Regions from separate parts of the Homo sapiens genome. Here region 1 is linked to region 2. Evidence: chromatin loops called from intact Hi-C (ENCODE). Cell type or tissue: PC-9. All regions are shown on one strand. Each heading gives the region's core, and the rest is flanking DNA. Links, peaks and the distances in the headings are about the cores only. Region 1 overlaps AHNAK (AHNAK nucleoprotein). Region 2 has its middle 62 kb from the start of SCGB1A1.

The links. Hi-C counts contacts between places; a loop is a spot of excess contacts. Peaks named below come from ENCODE experiments on the same cell type or tissue, not always from the same donor. Only the 100,000 strongest peaks of a DNase experiment are listed, where the experiment ranks them.
Region 1: a loop joins it to region 2, with 7 times the contacts of the local background. A loop is called at or near these places in 26 of 110 quality-filtered maps.

Annotation. Positions count from the first base shown.
Region 1 is chr11:62,537,958-62,540,856 of GRCh38, reverse strand. The region is part of intron 1 of AHNAK (AHNAK nucleoprotein); the gene reads left to right. Among named protein-coding and RNA genes, the nearest start is that of AHNAK, 7.4 kb to the left of the region's middle. RefSeq lists enhancers at 552-1,152, 1,153-1,755. In PC-9, for the core only: no CTCF peak of the experiment used is centred there; a DNase peak (open chromatin) is centred at 1,476; H3K4me3 peaks cover 1,085 bases; H3K27ac peaks cover 1,661 bases.
Region 2 is chr11:62,479,523-62,482,421 of GRCh38, reverse strand. It overlaps a transcript of AHNAK not described here. Among named protein-coding and RNA genes, the nearest start is that of SCGB1A1, 62 kb to the right of the region's middle. In PC-9, for the core only: no CTCF peak of the experiment used is centred there; DNase peaks (open chromatin) are centred at 1,531 and 2,071; H3K4me3 peaks cover 1,342 bases; H3K27ac peaks cover 1,898 bases.

The sequences.
Region 1 (2,899 bases), core at 254-2,753, 58 kb before region 2:
AAGTGACAGGATGGGCTGTTCTCTTGCTGCTTCTGGCCTGAATTACAGTCTGTCCCGCAGCGTCAGGCATACGTGCTCTCACCTTTGCAGCTGGAGCGGCCTCGCCATCTCATTCTTTTCTGCCCTCCAAGCAGTCTTCTGCCTTAGGGGGTCTCCACTCTGGCCCTGCTCCTTCTTTTTTTATTTAAAAAAAATACATTTTTATTTTTTATAGAGATAGGGTTTTGCCATGTTGCCCAGGCTGGTCTCAAACTCCTGGGTTCAAGCGATCAGTGTGTCTTGGCCTCCCAAAGTTCTGGGATTACAGGCATGAGCCACCACGCCTAGCTCTGTCCCGCTTCTTGCTATCACGAGGGAGGCTGTTGGGTGGACCACCGGGCTGTGTGCTAGCAGGCTCTGGGACTAGGGTCCCAGCACACTCCCATTCTCTCACCTCTCTGGACCTTACTTTCTCCATCCTTAAGTAACAGGCAGTGCCATCCCATAAAACTCTCGGCAGTGGGGGAAGTGTTCTGTGTCCACGCTAATATAGTAGCCAGTAGCTACATGTGGCTGTTGAGCTCTTGAAATGTGGCTAGTGCAGCCAAAGCTAAAATTTTAATTTAACTGAATTTTAATTGATTAAGTTTAAATAGCCACATGTGGCTGCTGCGTTGGGTGGCACAACTCTAGGTCTCTCCTAGCTCTGAAGGCTTATGGCACTTGGCTGAATCGTGCAGAATTCCCCAAAGCTCCAAAGACCTTCTTTTGGCTAGCAACAGGGCAGAGCCCTCAGCCTCCAGGGAAAGCCTGACTTAACCTAACTTGTGTGGGAGGAGAAGAAAGGACCACTTGGGCTTGATACAGGCTCCAGAGGTGGAGGAGAGACTGAGGGCTGGGACCCAAATGCAGAGAATGGGAAACCTGGCTACACAGTATCCCACGCCCCTCCTTCAGTATTCCCTTCAGTATTTCCATGCCCTTCCGCGGAACTGAATGGCCCAGGTCAGATGAGAGGGGAGTCCTTCCAGGCTGTGCCAGGACAGCAGGGCCACAGCCAGAGCAGGCAGGGTGGTTGGCAGCCCCACCTGGCCGGGAAGCCACTGGGTGCCCTGCCAGGGCCAACCTGCAGCTTCGGGTCCAATGGCTCCCGTCCTCACGGGCTATTGGATCGGTGTCTACTTAGGATGGTTTCTCCCCTCCTCAGGAACCACGTAGGTTGCATCTGTCCTGGGCCTCAAAAGGGACTTCTGCCCTGGGACTCTGCCTGAGGCCCTGGCAGGGAAGCCAACTGCCTGTCTGCAGGGCAGCCCTGGTTCCTCTGGCACCTGGGGGTCTGGCCCAGGAGGCACTTTGTCCTTGGGGTTTTAGGCTCAACCCTTTGCAGGTCTGGAGCTGTTGCAGCCAGCTGCAGTGACTCACTGGGGCGGGAGGGTGGGGCCGAGGTGTGGGCGAGGGTGAGCTGGCCCAGCTAGCTCTTTCCCCCTCGCTGGCTGCTGGCACAGCACCAGGATGCTGGGGTGAGCAAAGGGGCCCTGCTCCAGGAGGAGGACAGGGGTGTCTGGGCGATCTGAAGGAGTGGCTTCAGTTCTGTCTGAGAGATGAAGTCTGGAATCTGTTTTCCTTCCCTGCCTCTGCCTGGCTGCTTTTCTGCAGGGCTGGCTCCTGAGCACTGGACAGTGGGAGAGAATGTGCCATTTAAGCCCCAGCTTTGCTGTTTCTTGCTGGGAAGGGTCAGAGTGATTTCCTGTCGCAGCCTTCTCTGCAGCCGGAAGGGAGGAGGTGTTTTCGCCAGTTTGCACCTGAGCCCAGAGGCTCAGAGTCTTTGCTCACCTTGTAGCCAGCACCTGTGTTGACAAGGAGACACATTGTCCACACCGCGTTGTCAAACAGGAGGATGGCTGTCGGGGGCTGGGGTCTGTGTTTCTCTTTCATCCGTGTTGTGATCTGCCTGAGATAGGAACTGCTAAGTGCCCACGAATTCCCAAGAGACATAGTCTCATCCTCAGAGGTCACCTGTAGCACCTTCAAGACCCCATGTATATTTCATTTCCCCTAGAAGGCTCCCAAGCCTTCTGGAATATTCTGCGGCAAAATCGGTCACAGCTAGTGCACTTTGCTCATCATATGTATCTGTGACAGGAACTGAGTCTTAAATCTCCCTGTCTGGCACATGGGTGCGTGAGTGATGTGAGGTCACCGTCTAACGCAGCGTGTAATTAGGTGCTGGGCCCAGCTGTGTCCATCCCTGGCTGGTTCCGTCTGTAGTGCAAAGTATAGTGTTGGGCATATGGAGGCAGCCGGTATACATGCATTGATTGACTGTTGATACTTTCCGGATGTAAACGGCTGTAGGCGGGGCTTTGGCTTAGGTTCCCCATGACTTATAGTGTCCCCCACACCATTTCAATTGGTGGCTGCTGCCGCCATTTTGTGCTGTGGCTGTAGTCCGTGGCCCTATGCAGAGTCCTGCCTGGTGTCTTTCTAGGGCACCTGCAGATGACAGCTCACCTTGTGGCTGGAGGGCGAATTTATTACTAAATGCTTGCACCTATAAGGGCCTGGCTCAGGGCCTGGTGTGGCAGCCGGGAGGCCTGAACTCACTGTGGGCCAAGGTGGGCTCAGCTGGGCTCTAACCTCTGGGGCTTGGGCGGTGCCTGGTGGGGCCGGGGCCTCCTTTGTTCAGGCAGCTGCCTGTGGCAGGGCTCCCAGAGCTGCCAGCTGGTGAGGCACCCCCCTGGTCCTGGGTACTGGGTGAGACTGGGTGGCCCAAGTCTCTGTCTCTGAGGGAGGTGGAACACTGACATTCCTGCTTGGAGGCAGACTCTGAGGAGGCTCCCACCTGTTACAAGCAGCAGACCTGGGGTGGAGTAGGCAAAAGACTTACAGACTCGGTCGGCCGGGTGCGGTGGTCACGCCC
Region 2 (2,899 bases), core at 242-2,741:
TTTTTTTTTGAGACAGTCTCGCTCTGTCACTTAGGCTGGAGTGCAGTGGCGCGATCTCAGCTCACTGCAACCTTTGCCTCCTGGGCTCAAATGATTCTCCTGCCTCAGCTTCCTGAGTAGCTGGAACTACAGGCACGCACCACCACGCCCGGATAAATTTTGTATTTTTAGTAGAGATGGGGTTTCCCCATGTTGGCCAGGATGGTCTCGAACTCCGGGCCTCAAGTGAGCAGTCCGCCTTGGGCTCCCAAAGTGCTGGGATTACAGATGTGAGCCACTGCACCCGGCCTAAATACATCTTGATGAAGGTTTCATGGAGGAAGAGAGATATGAGCTGGGCCTTGAAGGAGAGCTCCACATGTAGACAACATGAGTGACGGGCCAGGGATGGAGTGAGCATGGCTGACCCAGCAGGGAAGAGAGACTGACCTCACCCGACACAGGGCATGCATTGGGGAATGGTGGGGGAGATGGGGCAAGAGGGCGGAGATGGATCGTAAAAGGTCTTAACATCAAGGCAGAGGGTTGAAGAACTCAGACTTTAAAGAGTATTGAAGGGCCAGGCGCGGTGGTTCACGCCTGTAATCCCAGCACTTTGGGAGGCCGAGGTGGGTCGATCACGAGGTCAGGAGATCGAGACCACGGTGAAACCCCGTCTCTACTAAAAATACAAAAAATTAGCCAGGCATGGTGGTGGGCACTTGTAGTCCCAGCTACTCAAGAGGCTGAGGCAGGAGAATGGCATAAACCCGGGAGGCGGAGCTTGCAGTGAGCCAAGATCGTGTCACTGCACTCCAGCCTAGGAGAAAGAGCGAGACTCAGTCTCTAAATAAATAAATAAATAAATAAATAAAAAATAAAGAGTATTGAAGGGTGACTTGCTAGAAGCTGAGGTCTAGGGAGGTTTTTGGGTAGCAATGGTAGGTTTGAGGGTGGGAGGTGTGGAGGCAGGGACGAGACCCTGAGGGTCCAGACAAAGATGGTGCAAGGGAAATGGAAGAAAGGGGAAGCCCAAGGCCAGGTACAGTGGCTCACTCCTGTAGTCCCAGCACTCTGGGAGGCCGAGGTGGGTGGATTACCTGAGATCAGGAGTTCAGGACCAGCCTGGCCAAAATGGTGAAACTCTGTCTCTACTAAAAAATACAAAAATTAGCTGGGTGCAGTGGTGGGCACCTGTAATCCCAGCTACTCGGGAGGTTGAGACAGGAGAACTGCTTGAACTCGGGAGGCAGAGGTTGCAGTGAGCCGTGACTGCGCCACTGCACTCCAGTCTGGGCAACAAGTGCGAAACTCTGTCTCAAAAAAACAAAAAAAAAACCAAAAAAAAAAAAACCAAAAAAAGAAAAGAGAAGCCCATAGCACCTTCCTTCTCATCCAAGTCATCTCCTGGAGAGGGATCAGCCCAGGAGCTACAGGAGCGCCTCGGGTTTCATCGGTTACTCACAGGAGGCAGCCTCTGGGCTTTTGGGGGAAGGTCGAGGACATTATTTACTGAGGTCTGTTTTCCTGTGGATGGCTGTTCCTGCCTAGGCAACGAGCATTTCTTCACGCTGCGCATTCCAACTTGGTCAGACCAGAAGGCAGCAAATCCAGGTTTTTTTTTTTTTTTTTTTTTTTTAACTGCACGCAGAATTCCTTGCATAGCAGAGAGCTCAGGAAGGAAGGCCCTGTTTGGGGACAGAGGTCAGGGTTTCAGAGTCCAGGACCACTGAGAAAGAGTCAGGCCTTTCTTTTTTTTCTTTTCTTTTCTTTTCTTTTTTTGAGATAGAGTCTTGCTCTGTCACCCAGGCTGGAGTGCAATGGCGCAATCTCGGCTCACTGCAACCTCCACCTCCCGGGTTCAAGCGATTCTCCTGCTTCAACCTCCCACGTAGCTGGGATTACAGGCACCCGCCACCGTGCCCGGCTAATTTTTGTATTTTTTAGTAGAGACGGGGTTTCACCATCTTGGCCAGGCGGATCTTGAACTCCCGACCTTGTGATCCACCCACCTCGGCCTCCCAAAGTGCTGGGATTACAGGCGTGAGTCACTGTGCCTGGCAAAGTCAGGCCTTTCTCTGTTAATCTCAGGTTTGCCTGATTAGCCTCTGAATGGATGTACCTGGAGTGAACTCTGTCACAAGCAGAAATTTAATTTAACCCTTGAGATTTATTTCCTCCCACCCCTAAAGTATCAACTGCTAAAGGGATTTAGAAAGGATCCGAGGCAAGATTGGCAGGGCTGAGGGTTCTGTGGCTGTCACTGTCCAGGACAGCTGGCCACTGGGTCCAGCCTGCTCCCAGCAGTGGGCACAGGCAGGGGAGCAGGGCCCTGACCTTCCTGGCAGGTGGCAGGGTCCGGGTGAGGCTTCCCAAGCTCTGCCTGCTACCCTCCTGCTTGAAATCAGGGGTGAGGGGTGTGAGGCCCTCCTATAAATCCGGCAGAACCCAGCCAGAAGGAGCACTGGGACCTCATCTCCCTCCCCTCTGGATTCCAGCTCCCCGGAATGGGCCAAGTTTGCCTTAACTTTTTATTGAAGTGAAAAACAGTCAAGATATGAATATTCCCTAAAGCCACTTTGGAATACTTTCAAGAATAGTTTCACAGTTAAACAGGCAAAAGGACAAGATTGCATGCAGGAATGGATCACCCACTTGGAGAGCCGGTTCTGGAAAGAGAGCTTTGATTTCATGCCTTATCTGTTTCGTGCGTCGTGGAAGAAGGGAATGGAAGGCATTTGGTTGGGGAGATGGAGACCTGCTGCTTGTATGGGGTATTCCCCTCTGCATGGTGACAGGTTCTTAGGGAAACATCTTAATAGAAGGCTTATGAGCAGTCTGGCAAACTTCCCACCCTCCTTGTACCCAAGACAAAAATGTTGGCCTGACAAAAATATTCAGGTAATTTTCTAGTATTTTT